Regions from separate parts of the Homo sapiens genome. Here regions 1, 2 and 3 are each linked to region 4. Evidence: read pairs that join two places in POLR2A ChIA-PET (ENCODE). Cell type or tissue: GM12878. All regions are shown on one strand. Each heading gives the region's core, and the rest is flanking DNA. Links, peaks and the distances in the headings are about the cores only.

Evidence for each region. Peaks named below come from ENCODE experiments on the same cell type or tissue, not always from the same donor. Only the 100,000 strongest peaks of a DNase experiment are listed, where the experiment ranks them.
Region 1: POLR2A ChIA-PET joins it to region 4 with 5 read pairs; 7 of 35 experiments call an interaction of 5 or more read pairs at or near these places.
Region 2: POLR2A ChIA-PET joins it to region 4 with 6 read pairs; 7 of 35 experiments call an interaction of 5 or more read pairs at or near these places.
Region 3: POLR2A ChIA-PET joins it to region 4 with 6 read pairs; 6 of 35 experiments call an interaction of 5 or more read pairs at or near these places.

Annotation. Positions count from the first base shown.
Region 1 is chr3:141,236,294-141,241,617 of GRCh38, reverse strand. The region is part of intron 1 of PXYLP1 (2-phosphoxylose phosphatase 1); the gene reads right to left. Among named protein-coding and RNA genes, the nearest start is that of PXYLP1, 7.1 kb to the right of the region's middle. In GM12878, for the core only: no CTCF peak of the experiment used is centred there; no DNase peak of the experiment used is centred there; H3K27me3 peaks cover 47 bases.
Region 2 is chr3:141,566,552-141,571,875 of GRCh38, reverse strand. It overlaps RASA2 (RAS p21 protein activator 2), which reads right to left. Exons shown (of 24, transcript NM_006506.5): 10 at 808-964; 11 at 322-470. Among named protein-coding and RNA genes, the nearest start is that of RASA2-IT1, 44 kb to the right of the region's middle. In GM12878, for the core only: no CTCF peak of the experiment used is centred there; no DNase peak of the experiment used is centred there.
Region 3 is chr3:141,343,911-141,349,234 of GRCh38, reverse strand. It overlaps a transcript of ZBTB38 not described here. Among named protein-coding and RNA genes, the nearest start is that of ZBTB38, 22 kb to the left of the region's middle. In GM12878, for the core only: no CTCF peak of the experiment used is centred there; no DNase peak of the experiment used is centred there.
Region 4 is chr3:141,439,136-141,444,459 of GRCh38, reverse strand. ZBTB38 (zinc finger and BTB domain containing 38) reads right to left here. Exons shown (of 6, transcript NM_001376113.1): 6 at 1-2,071. The coding sequence starts at 2,071. Among named protein-coding and RNA genes, the nearest start is that of RASA2, 45 kb to the left of the region's middle. In GM12878, for the core only: a CTCF peak has its summit at 2,896; a DNase peak (open chromatin) is centred at 2,869; H3K4me3 peaks cover 572 bases; H3K27ac peaks cover 2,233 bases.

The DNA.
Region 1 (5,324 bases), core at 116-5,115, 200 kb after region 4:
ACTCAATGTCTGTGCCCATTCCACTCTCTTGGCCCAGATGTCTTCTTGACCTGGTTAACTCCTGCTTATCCTTAAACTCAGCTTAAGCACCACCTTCCCCTGGAAGCCTTCCCTGACCCCAAGGCTGGGTGACATCTTCCAATACTGGGCAACCACAGCCCTCAGAGCCTACCCCTCCCACTCTACTCATCAACACGACAGACTCATGTCAGCTTCCTTGCCCACCTTCCCCAGGGCTGGGTGGAGAGACAGCAGAGCAAGCAGCAGGTGCTCAACAGGTGTGTAGGGGAAGGGAGGGAGGGTGGGAAAAAGGAAGGGTGAGCACCAGGAAGAATGCTGCGGACGGAATAGCCCCATCACAGAAACCTACGACAAACTAAACAAGAATAAAGCACTACAGCCCAGTATATCAATATACCACTCATCAATTATTACTGAGGAAAACTAGCAGGAAGTAGTGGGAAAACACTTTTTAATGAATTAGAGGGGAATCAGGTTACTCTTTGTTGTGTCCTCTCCTCCCCTCCAGATGTGGGTTGGGGTGGGGGCTGGAGAGGAAGAGAAGCTTTGGAAGGTTGAGTGGGCAGGGGCACTTGAAAACAGGGAGCTCTCATAGGTTCCTCTGGCCTTGGGGGACTAAAGACCACTTCCTCTGGGGTAACCTCCAACTGCTGATGTGAATCAACTAGGACACATTCCCACAAAGCTGTTAAGAACATGTCCTGTGTCAAGACAGGGGGATAATGAGGGCCTCCCACTGTCCTACTGAGTCATCTGGCCCAGTTCCCAAAGGTAGGAACAGAAGCAGGGATTCAGAACAGATGATCTCCTGGGGATGAAGACGACTTTTGGCTGGAGCCTTCTTAGCACAGCATTTCCTTCTAAAGAAAACACCCCCACTAGCCCCTCAATATCCACTCATTCTTTCTTGTTAAGAGAATCCTGATTTTTGGGGGGAGGAGGGGGCAGACAGTGTAGCAGAGACTGCCAGCTAATTGTGATACCCATCTCCTTTCCCTCCTGGGCATGTGGCTGGACCACATTTCCTCCCCTTGGAAGGTATGCTCACACGACTGAGCCCTGGCCAGTGGAATGTCAGGGCCAGTAGTTCAGCACCTCTGAGCCTGGCCCACAAAATCCTCCCACACACCATCCTCCATGTTCCTTCCTCTTCAGCTGAGTGAGGCAAAGGAGCATGGCAGCCTTGAGAGCCTGAGTCCCTGAATATCCTCTTGGAGGAAAGCCCCAAGCAGAAACAGCCATTTTGGACTGTGTGTGAGCAAAAAGTGAATGCCTACCATATTTGAACCATTAAACATACTTTGTTTAAGCAGTGAGCCTTCCTCAGTGTGCCCCACTACACACTCACATGGCCCGTTTAACTGGGGGCAACCCATGTGATACAGTTCTGGCCATGAAATGTCAGGGGACATCTGGTTTGCTGGTGTTTTTTGCCATCATGAAGGAAAGGCCAAGAGAGTAACACAAGTGTCAGTACAGACAGATGTCAGCTGCTGAAACCAACACCAGCAATCACCTATCTTCACGCATTTTGTTACATAAGATAAACAAACCCCTATTTACTTAAGCCACTAAGCCAGGGCTTTCTGCTACTTTCAGCCAGACACATTCATAACTGATATGCTTTGCAACCACTCATCATTCATTCACCCAACTTTTATTGAGGCCTGTTTCATGCCAGTCCTTGTGCTAAAGGCCAAAGCTTTACAGATGAGCTGGGTATGGTCCCTGCTTTCTAGGGGCTCCCTATCAAGCTGGAAGAGAGGCCCATGAGCAGACAATCAGAATACACAGGGAATGGATGCTGTGGTGGCACATGATGATGTCCCAGGAGAGTGTGAGCATTGGGCAGTGGGCTGGCACTGAGGTGAGGCATTCCCAACTCCCCTTCGGGCATTTGGCACACAGAGTAAATAAACACTTCTCAAGCTAAAAAGCAAGTAAAAAGAACTCGGGATCCTCAGCCAAGCCAACTGCAATTACTTAGTGTAAGTAGAGTCGTTAAACACCATCAATTAATGCAGCTGTTTCAAGATAATCAGCAGTCATTAGAGCAAGATGCACAAGAGAAAAAAAATCATATGCTGCTAACTTAGCAATGCTAGAAATTATGTGAACCGAGGATGAGACAGGCTTGCTTAGATCTTCCTGCCTGCTGACGTTAGCCACCTCCCAAAATATACTTTCTTTCTCAAAGAAGACAGTGATTTTTCACTTTGAAGACAGAGCCAAAAAAAATCAACCATCCATGCCATGACCTTCGACCATAAATGCCCAAGCTTTGATTTTTCAGGTCTGTGTTTCCATTAGGGACTGCAACGGAGACAGACACACTGGCGACAAAAGAGGTTCCAGTCTGGGAAATCAAGAGATGATCATGACCAGAGAAGTCAGAGCACCTGGGGAGCCATTTGTAAAACAGAGAAAGGGTTTTCCCCCTTTTACCTTAATTCTCCCTACATACAAAAGGTTGGCATTATTTGCTGTTTCTTTGTTTTACAAGTGTGGGGCAAGGTTTTTTTTTTTTTTTTAAGACAAAACTTCATTTAAAATTTCCAGGACATAGGTCTACCCTTGAACAACACGGATTTGAACTGAGCAGGTCGACTTACACGTAGGTTCTCTTCCGCCTCTGCCACCCCTGAGACAGCAAGACCAACCCCTCCTCTTCCTCCTTCTCAGCCTACTCAATGTGAAGACAATGAGGATAAAACCTTTATGATGATCCACTTCCACTTAACGAATAGGAAATGTTTTCTCTTCCTTATGATTTTCTTAATAACATTTTCATTTCTCTAGCTTATTGTGAGAATACAGCATATAATACATACAACATACAAAATATGTGTTAACTGACTGCATTATCAGTAAGGCTTCTGGCTAACAGTAGGCTATGTATAGTTACAATATTGGGGATTTAAAAGTTATACTTGGATTTTCAACTGTGGGGGGCCATGGTGGGGGGAATCAGTGCTCCTAACCCCTGAGTTGTTCAAGGGTCAACCATAGTTTAAAGTAAATAAAAATAAGCTGGTTGCCACTAAGATAACTGATGACTGGTTTTCCAGTCTGACTGCTGACTTATCGGTATGAAGTATTCCAGTGTATGTTGAGTACAAGCTGGGCTAATCACGCTCAAACGAGGCAGAGAAGCACTCGAGTTCCTGAAGCAGCAATCACAGAAGGATTTTCTGGTCGACAGCCCATTGCTGGAGGCCGTGCCAGCTCCGTGATGGCAGGTGCTAGTCGGGCAGGCTGCCATGCTGGAGCCTCTCTGTAGGACGCACAGAGCAAGCAAAGCGAGGTCTGAGGAGGAAGGTCCTCTCTTTCCAGCACCAGTTAGGAAACCCATGCCCGTCAACATAGTTTCTTTGGGTCAAGAAGTTTCTAGCTACGGCAGACACAGGAAATGCAGTGTTCTGGCTTCCTGCCTCTGGCTAGTCCCCTACCTGCTCTCAGGAGCAGCTGTGCCATTTCTTGCTCAGAGAACTGGGTCTCTGATAGTACCAAAGGTTTCTGGGGCTGCTGAAGAGCCAGTCCAGTCCAAAATAGTAGCCAGGGCAGCATTCTGTCAACCAGGACCAAAAATAGTGTTGGCAAAACCAGGTGACTAAACAGATCTAGGATCTCTTATCATGCTTCCCACTAACAACCTGTGGCCAAGAGTGACAGTTAAAACAACCAGCATGTGTCAGACACAGATGAGTCAAAATGAGTGCCTGTTTCAAAGAGCTGGCAAGGTCACCACCCCATGGTCAGCCCCTTCACAGCCTCTCATGGCTGTAAGTGAGCAAGTGCCTGGAAATCGATCTGCACCGCCATTCATGTCCTTCACCACAAACTGAAATATAATGTCCTCTGTTCCATGAGGACAGAGACTATTATCCTGTATCCATCATCTCAGTGCAGTCAGTTGGCGCCTAAAAGGTAATTTTAAGAAACAAATGAATAGGAATAGCAGCTAACATTTTTAAAGCATGTACCATGTGGTAGGTGCTTTTCTAAGCCCTCATCATGTATTATTATATTTCAGTTTCACAACAGTACCATGAAGTAGGTATTATTATCACCACCCAAATTTTACAAATAAGGAAACTGGCACAGAGAAGTAACTTGTTCAAGGGTACATTGCTAGTAATGGTAGAGCCAGGGTTTAAAGTCAGTTTGGCCTCTGAATGTACACACTCAATCACTGCACTGTGCTGAATACACAACCAACTCAGGTACTCTAGTATTAGGAAGTCATCAACAGAGAACCTCTGACATCTACAAACCTTGAGAAGTCCTTTCAGGTTTCTGGGTGCTACATACAGAGTTTTTGTTTGTTTGTTTGACTTGCAGAAAGTTTTAGAGAAAACCAATGCCTATTTTTATCCCTAAGAATAGGACCACCTACAATTTTCAAAAAACTATGTAACCACATTTGGTTATCAAGCAACGTGGGCAGGGATATCCAGGTTTACATAGTATTTCTCTGCTTATGAGATCTGAATTCTAGAGGAAGCCTTTTAACCATCCCAAGGTCCCATCTCCCCATCTCTAAGCAGATCGCAGGCTTATTGAATCAAATGAGATATGGACAAAGTTGCTTTTTTATATAGTAAGGTACTGTATAAACATAATGCATGATCCTAATAATTAATATAACTTGCATAAAATATTATATACTTATTAATCTATACTTGCCAAATTTTCTATACTTTCAAGATAGTTCATATTTATATCTATGTTTTAAGATTTAAGCTTAATAGTTTATTTCTGTAAGTCCCTCCATTATTATTTCTGAGCTTCCAAAAATTTGTTCTACAACTTTACTAACTTTACGGTAATCCAACTGCCACTTTCATTTTAGAAGCATAAAGCCTTAACAAGACAGTAAATGTTTAATTCTAACTAGATTCTCCTATGTCTGCAGAGAACAAACAGCAAGTAAGAGCTTCATTTTATTTTACGGTTAAAAGCTCAAAATGATACTGCTGGATCTCTGAAGGCCTGAAGGTTGGTGTTAGATCCAAGAATGAGGTAAGCTTAGGAAAGCAAGCTGTGGTTTTGTTGGTTGAAAAGACACATGTCTCTGAATAACTGAGGGGTGGGACAAATAGTATTCAAAATGATTTGTAACTTTAATGTAAATGATGGCTGTAACCACAAACAGAAGTGGAGGAGGAAAGGGGAGAGAGTGGGGGCATCAAAACCAGGTGCAATAATTTTCATCTTAATATGCTTTTTAATCAATATGCTATTGATTACAGCTCTTTCTGAGGAAGCTGGTCACACCCAGGGGCATAAGGGTGGCGAGCAGG
Region 2 (5,324 bases), core at 189-5,188, 130 kb before region 4:
ACATAATGAATAAAGAAAAAAACACTTCTGCTCTGGTGTTTTAACTTGTGACACGTGAACCATTACACTAAGAAGCAGATTAGTAACAAATGAAATTTCCTGAGTTAAAGAAAAACATCCTTCATTAATTGTTGTCCTTAAGGTAGGTGAATACTGTTTGATAGCTTAACTGCCTTTTGTTATTTGTTAAGTACTTCTTTTCAGCCTACTATACAGTAAGGCTGATCAATACAAAAAAATTCAGACTACAAAATCAATCTGTCAAACTAAGGTCCAATTTCAACAACATGTAATTAACATTTAATAAAATATAACTCTTACTGTGTATCCTTCAAGTCTAATTCAGCCACAGCAGTGGCAAAAGGAACAAGTTTATCATGGTGCAGCAGCAGTCGTACAAGGGGCAAAACAGCATCATTTTTATCTCGACATATTTCACTCAAAATGTAAGCAGCTGAGGCAGATATTGGCTAAATACAGAAAGGTAGAAAACAAGCACAAACATCAAGGAAACATGATTAACTGTTCAATCACTAGCCTGTAAAAGTAACTGAAATAATGTCACTAAAGCTGTTATACAGGACATTTAATTTTCGAAATTTTTTATCAGAGATGATTGTGGGAGCACATGTAGGAATCATAGTACTCTGGTTCAGATAAATAGAAATGTGTGTGTGTATATATATGTATGTATATAATTTTTACTGTTTTAATAAGACTTGATACTCTTGAAATCTTTTCCTTATCATTTATAGAATTATTTTAGCCGTTTCGTGTTAAATCATATCCTTAAGATTCTTAACATACTTGAACATCTGGTGATTTTAGCAGCAAAGTTTTCAAAGGACCATAGTACTCTGAAGGAAGCACGTAGTCTTCTGTATAACATATATTTAATCGAAGAGACCCCAGGTCATCAGTTTTGGATGACTTGTTTCCATTGTCTCTTGGCTGTAGCAAGTACCTAAAGTAAAAATATAAGTGATTCCATGTGATGGAAATGCATTCAAGCCAATGAGGCAAGTTAAGAGTTAAGTTATAAAAAAACTAAACCAAAAAAGTCAACTTAGTATTTACAGTTAGGAAGCTTCATAAGTAGCAGGATACTCATCTTCAGAAAACTAATATTGGTTATACATTGGATTACAAAGCTATAAACACATTTTTATCCAGGAAACAAAAAGCATAGATATTACAGAAATTAAGATCTCAAAGGAGTTGAACAAGAGTTTGATTAGCTTGCAGGTTTAGAAAAAATGATAATAAAAGGTAAACATTTAAAATCCAATGTATTATCAAAAATAAATTTTTACCAACTAAATTTAAGAAAGAGGCATTTAGCTGAAAATTAAGACAGTCCGGGTGCAGTGGCTCATGACTGTAATCTCAGCACTTTGGGAGGCTGACGCAGGCAGATCACTTGAGGTCAGGAGTTCGAGACCAGCCTGGCCACCATGGTGAAACCCTGTCTTTACTAAAAATACAAAAATCAGTCCGGCATGGTGGCAGGTGCCTGTAATCCAGCTGCTTGGGAGGCTGAGGCAGGAGAATCACTTGAACTCAGGAGGCGGAGTTGCAGTGAGCTGAGATCCCGCCACTGTACTCCAGTCTGGGCTTGCCTGGATGACAGAGCAAGACTTCGTCTCAAAAAAAAAAAAGTAGATAAGACATATCAGAATGCGTAAGTAACCTTGTTTTAAAGTAAATTCTTTTTCCAAAAATTTGAACTTAAGAGAAATTTGCAGGACCAAAACCAGAAATCTAAGAGTTTAAAAAAAAAAAAAAAAAGCTTTTTATCATGGGAATTTAAAAACACAAACAAAAGAGAATATTGAACGCTCATGTACCCATTATCTAGCTTAAACAATTATCAACTGAAGACTAATCTTGTTCGCAGTCACAGAAAGAAAAAAATTATGTCCTTTGCACTAACATGGATGCTGCTGGAGGCCACTACCCTATGCGAATTAATGCAGAAACAGAAAACCAAATACCCTATGTTCTCACTTGTAAGTGGGAGCTGAACACTGGGTATGCACAAACACAAAGATGGTAACAATAGACACTGGGGGTTCCAAAAGTGGGGAGGGAGATAGGGGGGTAGGGATTGAAAAAACCATCCGGTACTTTGTTCGCTACTTGGGTGAAGGGATAATAAGCCTAAACCTCAGCATTACACAATATACCCATGTAACAAACCTGTACCTATACCCCTGAATCTAAAATTAAAAAACAAAACAAAACAAAATTGGATGAAGGCTGATAAAAATTGTAAAGTACCATTGACAATCAAGTATTCATATTTCCTTTTTGGGGGGATACTCAGCAATATGCTTGCCTAAATTTGAAATTTATGATTTGTTGTTAGTGTAAATACCTATTTTTTTCTAGACTATATCAGGATTAGAGAAAGGCAATTTTTACTCTTAAAGTAGCCTAAGTTGGCAAAAACAATTGAACTCAACTAATTTGGTCATTAAAACTTCAGAATTGCTGGGCTTTAGCCAAAATATATCTTTCTAGGACTGGAAAAAAAAAAGTTTGCTACTCATTCAAGATATCACAAGAGTTCCAGGAGTTAAAAAATTGTTCAAACTCTTAAAAATTTATTTATCTAAAATAATATGCCCATTACAAATACTTCATCCCCTTTATTCCATTAGAGCAAAATATCTAAAAACATCCAGGAAAAAAACTTAACTGTATTCTTATTCTTCAATAATTCATTATTTTAAAAAGGCGTTTTCTTGTGCTGTATATAAAATAGTGAATCTTTGCTTTACTTAACTATAACCAGAAACCAAACTGCAGAAAAACTGTATTATATATGTCTTTTATTAGTATATTCTAAAACAAAATTATTTTAAGTTACTATGTGCAGCCAGATGATCAATACTAACACTGATAACATCCTTATTTGGACACTGAAAATAGCATAATTTTAAATTATGCTGCAGAAACTATCACAATTAGAATATATTAAAGGAATTTATTTATAAATATTTATCTGCATATTTTTTTTCCTGTGGCTTATCATCATATTGCCCACAAAATTTATTTTCAGAAATAACTCCAAATTAAATTTACAAATTTGGATTTGCTATTAACAAACGCTGTAGGGTAGATAAAAGCAACTGAATGGAGATTCTTTTTGTAGTGAAGCTCAAACTTCAAGAACTAAGAAAGAATCTGTGTGGAGTGCCACTTACTATTTTCATCACTCTTTGAACCAGAATCTTCTTTATTTAATATTAAAAAATCCTTACTACACATAGACAAATAGATAACGATGCATACATATATAAACAATGTCATCAAATCAATGCTTTTGTTTTTTTAAGGAACGTTTTCTTTATTTTCTCTTTTAACTTTGTTTTTCTCTTATCTTTTTTCCTATCTTCAAAACACTACCATTCTGCACCTCCGCTTCTCTTAGGAACCTGTTAACTACCTACTATGGACCCTTCTCTATTTTCTTCATGCTTATATAATTTTATATAGATTTTTAAAAATGTGTGCATATATACACATTTATAAATGAGTTCTGAGCCTATTAGTCAGTTTACAAAAATGTTATCATATTCTACTCTCCTGTATCTTGTTTTTTTTACCTGAAAGCACTTCCTAGTTAACTCTTTGAAACTACTTTTCATAGATCCAGTTTGTTCTTTTTAACGGGTACATAATATTCATGCAATGAATGGACTCGAGTTCTTTAAGAGAGGTATTTATGAATATAATGAAAAATAATTGTACTGTCTTGTGAAGTGAAAATGCTATACAGCTTAATAGGCCATAAGTAACTTAAAAATAATTGTGTTCAGAAAGCAATAAACAGCAAACATTAAAATTTTGAATTTAATTTCAACCCTCCTTACTAAGAGACTGGGGAAAATTATTTATTTGCTTTTTGGGTCTGGGAAATTCTCTCTCTCAGTCCTCTGTTACCCAAGTCCTGCTAAAATGCTTTTGTGGATTTTCTTTGCCATTCTTCTCCCAGAATAATCTGCACTGATATTTCTTTTATTATTTGCAGAAAATCCTCAACCTCTGTTTATACAATTGTTCAACATTTGTACTAGGCACGGCAAATTTATAGCACTGGTTACTTATACTGAGGAAGAGTTTGTCTTTCCATTTTCATCTTGTTACTGCTCTATTCTGTTCCTCTCTTACTCACTGCCTCTATGGTATACACTTGCTACAGTAAAGGGAGGGATTTTCTCCTTTGGTATCATGTCACAATTATGACACGAATTGCATTTTCTTATATTTTGTGAATACATGTAAAATACATTAAGAATGCATTTTAATGTTTTAAAAATACATTTAAAAAGTTTTAAAATACATTAAAATGCATTTTAAATGTTGTCAATATTTCCCCTATACTGTTTGAGAAATAAATTACATATTTTATCTAAGAATGTAGAATGTTTGGAATTATTATTATTATTATTATTTGAGACAGAGTCTCACTCTGTCACCCAGGCTGGAGTGCAATGGCATGCTCTCGGCTCACTGAACCTCTGCCTCCCGGGTTCAAGCGATTCTCCCGCCTCAGCCTCCCGAGTAGCTGGGACTACAGGCGCGGGCCACCACACCGGGCTAATTTTTGTATTTTTAGTAGAGACAGGGTTTCACTATGTTGGCCAGGCTGGTCTTGAACTCCTGACCTCAGGTGATCTACCCGCCTCAGCCTCCCAAAGTGCTGGGATTACAGGTGTAAGCCACCATGCCTGGCCTGGAATTATTTATTTATACTCATAGTTTTCAAGTTTTATAAATCCTGTGCTAAGGCCTTTCTAAAGTTTAAAATTACAAAGCCCAGTAGTAAAGTAATTCCCTAAAAATACTAAAACAGATTCACAGGTGCAATATTTTTAAGCAGTTTGAGTTTTTTTAAGCATTGCTGTTTGAACCCACGATTTTATTTTCAGTAGATAGGTCAGAATAGGGCACATGGGCTTAGTAGTAGACATTCCATGGATATTGACTAGAGAGTGAGTGAATGAATGCTTTGGTTTTGAAGCCTTGGGTCACTTTTTGAAAGCAATTAGAAGTTTCTAACTAACATGAGAAAAAAGCTGCCATCTTCTCTATTCTCTATCTAAAGGCAATGCCAAACAAAATTTAAAAATACATACACTGATTTTTTTTTAATAAAAGACTGATCTTGTTTCAGCCATACCTTCACTCACTCTCCCATCCTGTTCCTGCATTATTATTTTAAAGCAATTTCCAGGTATAATTTCATATATAATTTTAAAAAGTCATCACTATTCACTTAGTATTCAAATTTCCCCAAACTTATCATAAATGTTTTT
Region 3 (5,324 bases), core at 104-5,103, 95 kb after region 4:
GAATTCCTAAATGTCAGGATATCAGGAGTTTCATTTTTGGGGCCACCTCATTTTTAGAGAGAAGAGCAAGTCTGTCAGATTTTTAGTGGAGTGAGGGAGAAAAGGTAGAGGAGGGCCTGTCTGGCTGCCAAGTGGGGTGAAAGGCTAAGTGCTCCTTTGGGGTATTTCATGAATCATGGTGATTTCAGCCCCATCACTCTCTCAGCTGATGTTTATGAGTTGCCTAGTCTCTTAGATTTTGCATTGCAAAGATTTCCTCCTCAGTTCTAGCCTCCCCCACCCTTACTCTTGTAATATAGGTTTGGCTTCCTTTATCTTTCTTCTACCTCCACTTCTCCATCCACTGTTTACCCTCCAGAAATTCTGTAAAATTGCTTCTCTGCCGGGAGTCCCTTTACCATTACTATGGTGATTATCACTTTTTAAATGCCATTACTATCATTTTAGTGGGGTCTTGGTGAGGATAAATCAAGTGTGCTTATCTGCCATCTTGAATCAGATACTCATTGGCTCTTGACAGATACAGTGCCAGGTTCCATGTTTGAAATCCTAGCTCGTTTATGTGCTTTACTTACACTTGTACAGTCCTTTAAGCTTGAGTAAGACGAGAAAAGGAGGGAAGAAAGGAAATGGTAGCCACATTGACTTGCTTTAGTTGAGGGCCCTTTGACGATATTCTACTAATGCATTCCCCTCCTGGAAGGATCTAAATTTGCAGTCAGCAGGAGAGAGGATTTTAGGCTAAGGTTCAGGAAAGACACTGCAAGTAATGATAAAAATAAATCACTTAAAGAGGAAGATATAATTACTTCCAAGTTCCAAAGCTATTATGAGCATTTCTTTTACTGTAACTACTACTGGATAATTCCTCCATGGCACTATTGCTGGAAATCAGCATGTATATTAGCTCAAGAATAGATGTGGGCTATTTCTACAAAATACAGTAGCAGTTCCATTATGAATAACAATTATTCACGGGCTTATGATTTATCATTTCCATTACATTTACCATATGACCATATATAGTAAAATTAGGCCACTCCTTTGAAGCTCAAGATGGTGGAATTCACAAGCATTTATGATATTTAAGCATTTTAAAATGTTATGGGCAAATACAAATAACTTCAATAGATTAAGAACTACCCTTCAAACAAATAATTACAAATAATAATAGATTGGCAACCACAACTGTAATTAAATAATCTACTAATGGGTAATCTATGTTAAAGGAAAATGTGTTTTAACCATGACATATGTATCAGTCAGGGTCTAATCAGAACAAGAGAAACCATTACATGTATTTATAACAGAAGGAATATAATATAGAGACTTGGTTACACAGGTGACAGAGAATCTGAGAAGCTAAGAATAGTGACAGCAGGAAGTCACTCCCAATCCTGGACTGAAGGAACCATTGGAGGAGATGGTGTTACCAATGTCCAGGGACTAGGGTCACTGAGAACAGCCACAACCATGGCAGCCTTTCTGGCAGGAACTGGAGCCAGGCCTCTGCTACTGTCAGACGCACCATCCACATCTGAGAGGCTTAGGGAGAGAAACCCTGGTCTTTTCCTTCCTCCTGCCTTCCAGTGTTTCTCATTGGCTGAGCCCAGCCGGAGCCTAGGTGACCTGGCAGCCAGAGAAATCTGTTTGCAAAAGTGGGCACTGGTAAGACAAAGAGCAGAGTAGGTGAAGGGTGAGGAAGGAGTCTGAAACCAAACAGGCCCGTGTATAATGTATTTTACACAGCGTGGTCCTTCCTTAGGTTAAACATATGCTAAGAGACTATATATTATAGAAATATATGTGTACATGCCTCTATGGCTCTATATATACTCAGATCAAATTATGTCTTGTCCAGTCAAGTCAAGACTGTCTTAATGAATTCAGATCAGGTTCAAATGAGCCATAAACTATTGCTCCTCTGGCCACAAATTATACTTTTAATTTTTTAAACCAAGAAGCACATCACCCCACCACCTTTGAAAGTAGAGACAATTTCTCTACTCACATTTTGTCTGTAACCCTAACACTAGGAGCATAGAGTCTAAGATGCACAACTACAATTCCCATGACTGCAGAAATGCCATGCAGCCCACGCATATGTAACTCATCAACTGTGTGGCGTTTGAAACAGTGACAACTAACTTGAATATGCTTTGGTAATTTTCATGAGAATATAAAAGCAGTGCATTCTGAAACCTAGGCTTCACAACTGATGAGGAACAGTTCTTTGGTTCTTCCTTTATAAAAGCTAGTGGCGGAAGTGCTGAACCAGCTGTTTCCCTCAGTAATTTCCACCAGGCAGATGGCAGAATAAAACATTCGTAGTAGACAGTGCTTTCTTTCAGAGACTGAAATGTACAGGTACGTGAAGAAAGCTTGAGGTTTGGCCTTCTTCATGTGTGAGCATTGCACCACACACACACACACACACACACACACACACACAAAACAAAACAAAAAACCTCGGAGAGTTTGAGAGGCAGCAGGGGTGCCTTCAGCCTGTGTTTTCTAGAAAGTCTGATGGCTGGCAATGTGGAGTGGACCAGGCTGAGCCCAGCTGGGCACTGGCTCATTTCCTATTTACCCCTCGTCTGAGCGTCTCACTGTAGCACTCCCTTTATTCAGTAAAACTTTACACCAAGAGGAAGTAAAAATATGGAGCTGCCAACCGCGCTGCCCTTTTCATCCTGACCTTTGTTGCAACAGAGTAATAGCTTGGATGAATGAAAGGGAACTGTATGATTAATTCTAAATAATTATAACAAAAATGGGTAGAAGGGAGGAAAGGAGAAAGGGTGGGATAAATTAAAGGAGGAGTGGCTCACGAGGAAATTTCTCCAGCCAATGGGAAGCGTTTATTTCAATGCTGCTAAGCCCTTCCTCACTCCAGCGTCAAGGTTATTCACAGAGAAAATCCCCTAATAACAGGTTATCAGCTCTGGCTAATCACCAGGAGTGTTAAAATAGCTAGAGGACCAGGCCTGTTTAATCAGACTGTCTGGGGTGACACCTGGGTATCAGTATTTTTTAAAGGTACCCTGTGATTTCAACGTGCAGCCAGGGTGGAGACTCTCTGAGGTGAGCCCCACCTTGGATATATCATGGCCAAAGGTTAAACAACAGGAGCTTCAGAGAGAGGTGATTGCTTTAACTGGTAAGAAATCACAGCCACTATTTAGAGCAGTGGAGCCCAGTAGGTATTATTCCAGGAAATTTCTTCAGCCTCTGTAAGCCAGAAACTGCCCCCGAAGCCCTGCCGGGAACAGACATTGCCTTCCACTCATACCCTTCTGAGCAGACATTCTCAGTGGGGGTGGCCTTGTCCCCCGGGAGGTCTTTGGGAAATCCATGGGGGTGTCTTCAGTTGTCACAATGATTTGGTGGGTGAGGGCCTGGGGGAAAACTAAGCTGTTAGAATGGGCAAGGGAGGGATGGGAAGGAAACTAGCATTGGAACCTATCGTAGGTTAAGCACTACCAGCCTCCCACCTCCCACCCCAAGACACACCCACACACACACCCATGCACCACAACCATAAGCAGCCTTTCTGAGCTCAGGGAGAAGTAATATGCCAACACAGGGAAGCTAAGAGATGGAACCCAGGAAAGAGATGGGAGAATACTGTCCTTGCATAGTAAGGCCAGGATAATTAGTTTACATAAAATAGGGTCAAAGTTGAATTAGCAGAAGCACTATGAATCTCACATGCAAATAGATGGGTTGAGAAAAGAAAAGTCTAGGAGAGAATGAGCTGCAGGCCGAGCAGAAGCCCTCATTTCTTCATGCCCCCATGTATACACCACCATGGGCCAGAGCTCACCTGTTCCCAGCATGTAGTCCAACATCAGCTGTCCAGGCCCTTGCAGCCATAGCCAAGGGTAGCCCTGTGGTTGCTCCTCCATATCTGTGTCACAGGACTGACCTTTACCAACCCTCCCAAAGCCATTAAAAAAAAAAAAAGTTCTGCCATCTGGGAACACTGTGCCTCCCTTTCCCACAGAAACCACTAGAGCTTCTTCCTAAGCCATACATCTATCTGGAGTGGGTGCCCCATTTTTCCAACTTATCCCAACACAAAGTCTTCTCCAGCTTCTTTTGCAAAAGTTCTTGGTAGTTCGTGTGAGAGAGGTTGATGACTCTTAGCAATATACAGTTAAGCTTAGATCTCTAGATGACAAGAAGTGTCTGGAAATACCATAGGCCTGCCTCCCCTCTCAGGAAGATGAGAATTTCCTTAATTTCTTCCCTAGGATTAACAGCAGGACTTCTTGCAATAGCAGCTGTGATAGACAGAATAATGGACCCCCAAAGATGTCCAGGTCCTAATTCCAAGATCATGTGAATATGTTACCTTCCATGGCAAGAGAGGCTTTGCAGATGTGATTAAGATTATGGACCTTGAGGTGGGGAAATTATCCTGCAAGATCTGAATAAGCATAATATAATCTTGAGTCCTTAAAAGCAGAGGACCTTTCCCAATTGTAGTTAGTGAGAGAGAGACATGACTATGAAGAAAGGTCAGAGAAATGCACAATGCTGGCTTTGAAGATGGAAGAGCTGGGTGCAGTGGCTCAAGCCTGTAATCTCAGCACTTTTGGAGGCCAAGGCAGGAGGATCACTTGAGCCCAGGAGTTTGAGATCAGCCTGGGAAACACAGTGAGACCCCACATCTACAAAAAATAAAAACAAAAAATTAGCCAGGTGTGGTGGCATGTGCCTGTGGTCCCAGTTATTCAGGAGGCTGAGGCAAGAGGATCATTTCAGCCTTGGAGGTTGAGGCTGTAGTGAGTTGTGATTGTTCCACTGCACTCCAATCTGGGTGACAGAGCAAGACCATGTCTCAAAATAAATAAATAAATAGAAGAAGAAGATGGAGGAAGGAAGCCATGAGCCAAGGAATCAGGACCGTCTCTAGAAGCTGGGAAGGGTAGGGAAAGGGATTCTCCCCTAAGCCTCCAGAAGGAAACACAGAGCTGTAGACACTTTGATTTTAGCCCAGTGGGACCCATGATGGACTTCTGACCTATGGAACTGTAAGATAACTGTGTGTGTTAAGCCACCAAGTTTTCGGTGACTTACTACAGCAGCAACAGAAAACAGCAGCCAACTAAAACATAGCCAAAGTGGACCACAGTTGGAGGTCTCCTGTCCTGCTGTTACTAGAATACAAAGTACACCTGGGTTCCTAAGGTAACCAGGAGACATGGAATCGATTTTGTGCTTTGGACATATTGATTAGATGCAAGTCCCTCAAAATTCCCAGCATCAATGTTTTCTCTCTTCTACTGTTAGAGGCCCTTGGGTGAAAAAGTTTGAGA
Region 4 (5,324 bases), core at 67-5,066:
CATCCCCTGCCCGGAGGTCAGAACTGACAGCATTTTCAGTGGAAGAAACTGACACCTCAGTTGAATAAAAGTTATTGTCAAGATCCATTTTCAATGCCTCCTCTCCCCATTTGGTACCCTCTGCATTTTGTACATTGGCAGAAGTGGGTATGTCCTGACATGCAGATGTTTCCAATGGGATGGCTGGACTGTTGGTCAGGGTGTTTACAGTATCTTGGAAATTCAGCGTTGGTAATTCAGAGCTGTGTGGATTCTGAACAACATAGGTACCAGGTGCAGACTCATTCATTTGACTGTTTTCTCGTGCATTTTCATAGGAAGAATTTCGGTAGCTCTTATAAGGGGCTCTCTTGCATTTCATAGGCAGTAGCCTATAAAGTTTATACGGATAGACACTAGGCTTCAAGCCTCCATTTGCTGTTTTTTTACTGATGGAAAGTCTATGATCGATGGCATGGAAAGACTTCTGATGATTTTTGAGTATATAGTAGGTCATGAAAGTTTCAAGACAGAAAATGCACTGATATCGTCTTTCTCCCGTATGCCAAATTTCATGCCTTGTCCTGTACTCAGCCAATGCAAATACTTTGTTGCAGTAATGGCAAGGATATGTTCTTCTCCAGGAGTGAACATTTGCATGTCTTCGGAGGCTAGATAAGGTCACATAACTACGTTTGCACACAACGCAACTGTAGAGCATTTGCCCATTAACAAATTTAACCATGTGGTCCGTGTCTGGCAAAGTACTTCCGGTACTGGAAAATTCACCAATCCTATTTTCAGATAATAAAGGTTCTGGACCTGTGAATGAACCTCCATTTTGTCCAATGGTAGGATAGTTTTCTAAAAAGCGTTGGTTTCCTCCAGGAATGGGCATGTGGCTTGACCTCATGCAGATCTGTTCATGCCGATCCAACCTGTTCAGGGTGGTGAATTGTTTGTTGCAATACTTGCACACTAAAGGCTCCTGGGTTGGCTTGTGAAGCTGCATGTGGGCACTGAGCAGAGTGCTGCTGTCAAAGGCTTTGGAACAGCAGCTACAATTGTACACCAGAGGTGGAACCTCTGCGGCTGGCGGCCCGGGAACATCAGAAGATTGATTTTCATCTTCCCTGGAAAAATGGACATCTCCTTCATTGTTTGGAGATTTTGAACGAGTGAGAACAGCAGCTGGTTGTGGACTTCTTTCTTGATTAACCTCTAAGTTGGATACTGGAGGGGGTGGTATATTTTCTGTGGCTGAATCCGAATCCTGTGGTATGGAGAATGTCTTTGGCTTCCGGCATGTTTTCGGTTTCGCTGCAAGGGCTTCACAATTTTCTTTCCCTGTGTTACCAGGTGAACTGCCATCATGTTCACGTACAGGCTGACTTCTGTAAGCTTCAGCTACGGAAGAAACAGCGTATGAGTGCTCGGCAAGTGTGCGGACAGGCTCTGCCTCGTGGCAGACGTCCGTCCTCTCCAGGCAAAGGCTAGCTGTTCTCATGGAGTCGGAGACCTTTTTGAAACTTGCCCTCAAGTCCAGCGGGGAAAACATGTTATTACTATTTTCTGTTTCGATGATGGAAAATGCATTTGTGATCCTTGGCCCATTAGTGATGGCTGGTTCTTCATGCCTTTTTTCATTTTTTTCTTCTTTAACCACTCCCTTTTCAGTAATACAGAATACATAGGGACCCGGGGAATTTGAGAAGTTGCGATCAGTAAGGTCTTCCAAGAACGATATTCCCAGCTTTTTTCCTGCAGCTGCGAGATCAGTGACTGTTTCCTGTCTCTTGACAACGACTGTGGAACTGTAGATATAATTAAGTATTTCAGTAAACACTTCAGCTTTGAGATCGTCCAGCTCCAGGACGTGGCTGGAAATACAGATTGTATGGCTCCAAAAGATATTTTTAAAATACAGGCTTGAAGCTGCCAGAACATTGCTATGGGCTTTAAATTTGGTATCTTCCACAATGATAGTGACATCGCATAAAATGCCCCGAATGCGCTGCTCATTTAAGATGGAGAGTACCGTGTCACTGTGAAAGTCGTCCTTGAGGTCCCTGGAAAGGGACATGACTGTCATCTGAAACAAGAGGAGAGAAATGGTCAGATAATCTTCCACAGGTGGCTTCTTTATCTCTAGACTATTTTCCACTTCTGTGAAAAACTGTTCTTTTGTATGAAACTTCAGGTTTTTATCTCATTCTGTTGATGCTCCCGAGACTCAAGAGTCAACATTAGAAGCTAAATCTTTTTCTTGCCCCAGCCTGTTTCTCATACCATTGCTAATAGTTGTTATCATTGGAAATCCTCCCAGAACTCCTTCCCCTTTTCTCCAAAGTTGGAGCTATATATACATGTCCAAATTTGGGAGGGGAGGAGGTTTTTTTTTTTTTTCTGAAATGTTAAGGGTCTCATCATCATTCAAGGCTGCTGCTTTGAACTACTAGAGCTGGGCAATGCCATGGTCCTGCCAGAAGCTTCCTGCCTATTTTCAAAGAGAAATCTGATGATCCAGTCACAACCATGAAGCAGGAAAATGATTTTTTTTTTTTTGAGACAAAGTCTCGCTCTGTTGCCCAGGCTGGAGTGCAGTGGTGTGGTCTCCGCTCACTGCAACCTCCACTTCCCCGGCTCAAGCGATTCTCTCACCTCAGCTTCCTGAATAGCTGGGACCACAGGTGAGAGCCACCACGCCCGGCTAATTTTTGTATTGTTGGTAGAGACAGGGTTTCGCTATGTTGCCCAGGCTATTTTTTTAAATGAATTTTCCTTAAGTGGTACCTATATGCAAAGCTATTGCCCACTCAGAGAAGAAGCAAGAACTGAAGGAGCCCTTCCTAATTTGTGGCTCATAAGGGTCAATCTCTAGAGTTGCAGGGTGTGTAACCAAGTCTGACCACCAGGGGCACCCCCGCCTCTCTGCGCTATTGGCCCTATGGTGACTCATCAGGTTCCTTTTCTAGTTTCCCCTTTAGTAGAGACAAAGTAGACTAGGGTTTTCAAAAAGAACTGTCAGGTACTGAAGGCAACTAAAAAGGAGACAAAATGTAAAACCAGGAAAGGACATTTCTAAGTCCTTTGACAAGAACGGACAAGAATGAATCTAGTCATAGATTCCTGAATTAGCACAACTTCAAGGCACAGTGGCTCTTGTTCTGGTCTGAGGATCCCATCTCCATTCTTCTCTGTATTTTCTATATTCTCTATATAAGTCCTATTCCATGAGTCTGGTGTGCTAAAGCTTACTAACTGATATTATAGTGAGGGGCAGTGAAAAGTAGCAGCTTTCATACTTCCCACAGTAAGAGATACACAGTACATAGTGACCTAAGACACAAATGAAATTAACACTCACCCTTACTAGGTGTGATGCATTCTGTTCTGCTCTAGTATTTTTCTTTTCTTTCTTTTTCTTTTCTTTTTTTTTTTTTTTTTTGAGATTGAGTCTCGCTCTGTCACCAGGCTGGAGTGCAATGGCATGATCTCAGCTCACTGCAACTTCCGGCTCCAGGGTTCAAGCGACTCTCCTGCCTCAGCCTCCCGAGTAGCTGGGACTACAGGTGCATGCCACCACGCCCAGCTAATTTTTGTATTTTTAGTAGAGACGGGGTTTCACCATGTTGGCCAGGATGGTCTCGATCTCTTGACCTCGTGATCTGCCCGCCTCAGCCTCCCAAAGTGCTGGGATTACAGGTGTGAGCCACTGCACCCAGCCTTTTCTTTTAAAGAATGCTTACAGCAACTCACTAATTTCACTACCCAGTAATAGATCACCACATGCAGTTAAAAGTAAAGCAAAACAAACAAACAAAACACACACACAAAAAAACCCTCTGGTCTACAGAACATACTAACCAGAGATTCATCCAGTCTCTCTGTGCTATTCTGTATTAAGAGACGTCTCCAGAAAGCCTTACAGTTTGATGATACTTCTTTAACTCTCAGTGGCAATGTTTTCCTAGCAGTAAAGTATAACATTTAGCTCATGGCATTTATTTAGTTGGATGGACCAGATGGCCACACAAAGAACCTCTCTACCTTTTTGTAAAGCTGCTATTATAAGCTGTGACTATTATGTTATTTAGTGTCCTTTATACAAGGATCCATTTGATAAATTCTTTTATTGTATCCAGTCATAGGAAAAAAGTACCTTTCTACTAACAAATTCTTCAATTCAGATAATGAGAACACTATATTCACCATGTTTCTGTTTTAATTCTCAAGACAAAGAAGCTCAGAACTAACTTTTATCATCAATTGTTGTAGCTATTCTTGGCCTGGGTTTCTGGTGTGCCTATTGTTTCATTTTCTTTATTTAACATTAGTTCTTCTGCTCTTGTTTACCCTGCCTTTAACTGTAATCTTCCATGAATCTTTTCTAGAAGTATGGGGGATTATTTCTACAAATAAAACTAGAATGAAATGAAATGGAATCTTATGACTTCCTCTTTGCCCCTGAAGGGAGAAAGGGTGACCCCGGAGTGAAGGAGTCTGTCCTTCACTGGGTCACAGATCAATAGCATACTTTGCTGATGTTTCTTTTGCCTTCTTTCAAGTCTCTCGGCTCTGGGCCCCTGTAGGATCTCCTTTCTCCCCTGACTCATATATTTTTATCATGTTTGGCTTCTTGGAAGCCCACATGTTATTTTAATTCTTTATCAGCCTGACTAGATAGCTTCAGATCTGACAAAACACATGCTATATGATTCAAAAAGGTGGCTTAGGTCTATGCTGACATCATCTATTTTGTCTTTCCAGTTCAAAACTACTGCTTCTTCCAAAACATTCTGCTTCACAGCATCCTGAACCTCCCTTTAGGCTCTGCTTCCATTTGCGGAATACGGCATTTCAAATCAGGCTAATGAACACTCTAGGGTGTCCTGACTCAGATTTATAATATACAAAGCCCCAACCACTTCTGTGGGGTTCTGATTCTTCTCTCAGATTGTTCAACTAGGATGGTTAGCAAAAGGCCAACTCTTAACATGGAATAATATTGTAGTCATACTTAACAGAACAACATATACAATAAATATCATTATATATGTCATTAAAATATTGTCATAACTTTGCAAAATCCAAGCATGACATTTTTCAGCGGGGATATCTACCTTTGTGTGTCAGAAAGCCTTTAAAAATCATAGTTAATAAGTAGCACCTTGATTTGCCTTCTTGACACACCTTTTAACAACTTTATCCAGCAAATATGTTAATATGGTCAGACACAGTACTTGGGTGCTAGAGTTATACTGGAGATATGAACAGGAGGAAGGCAAGTCTCTGCTCTCAAGGAGCCCAGAGTCTAGGGGAAGAAAGAGAACTGTCAACTAATC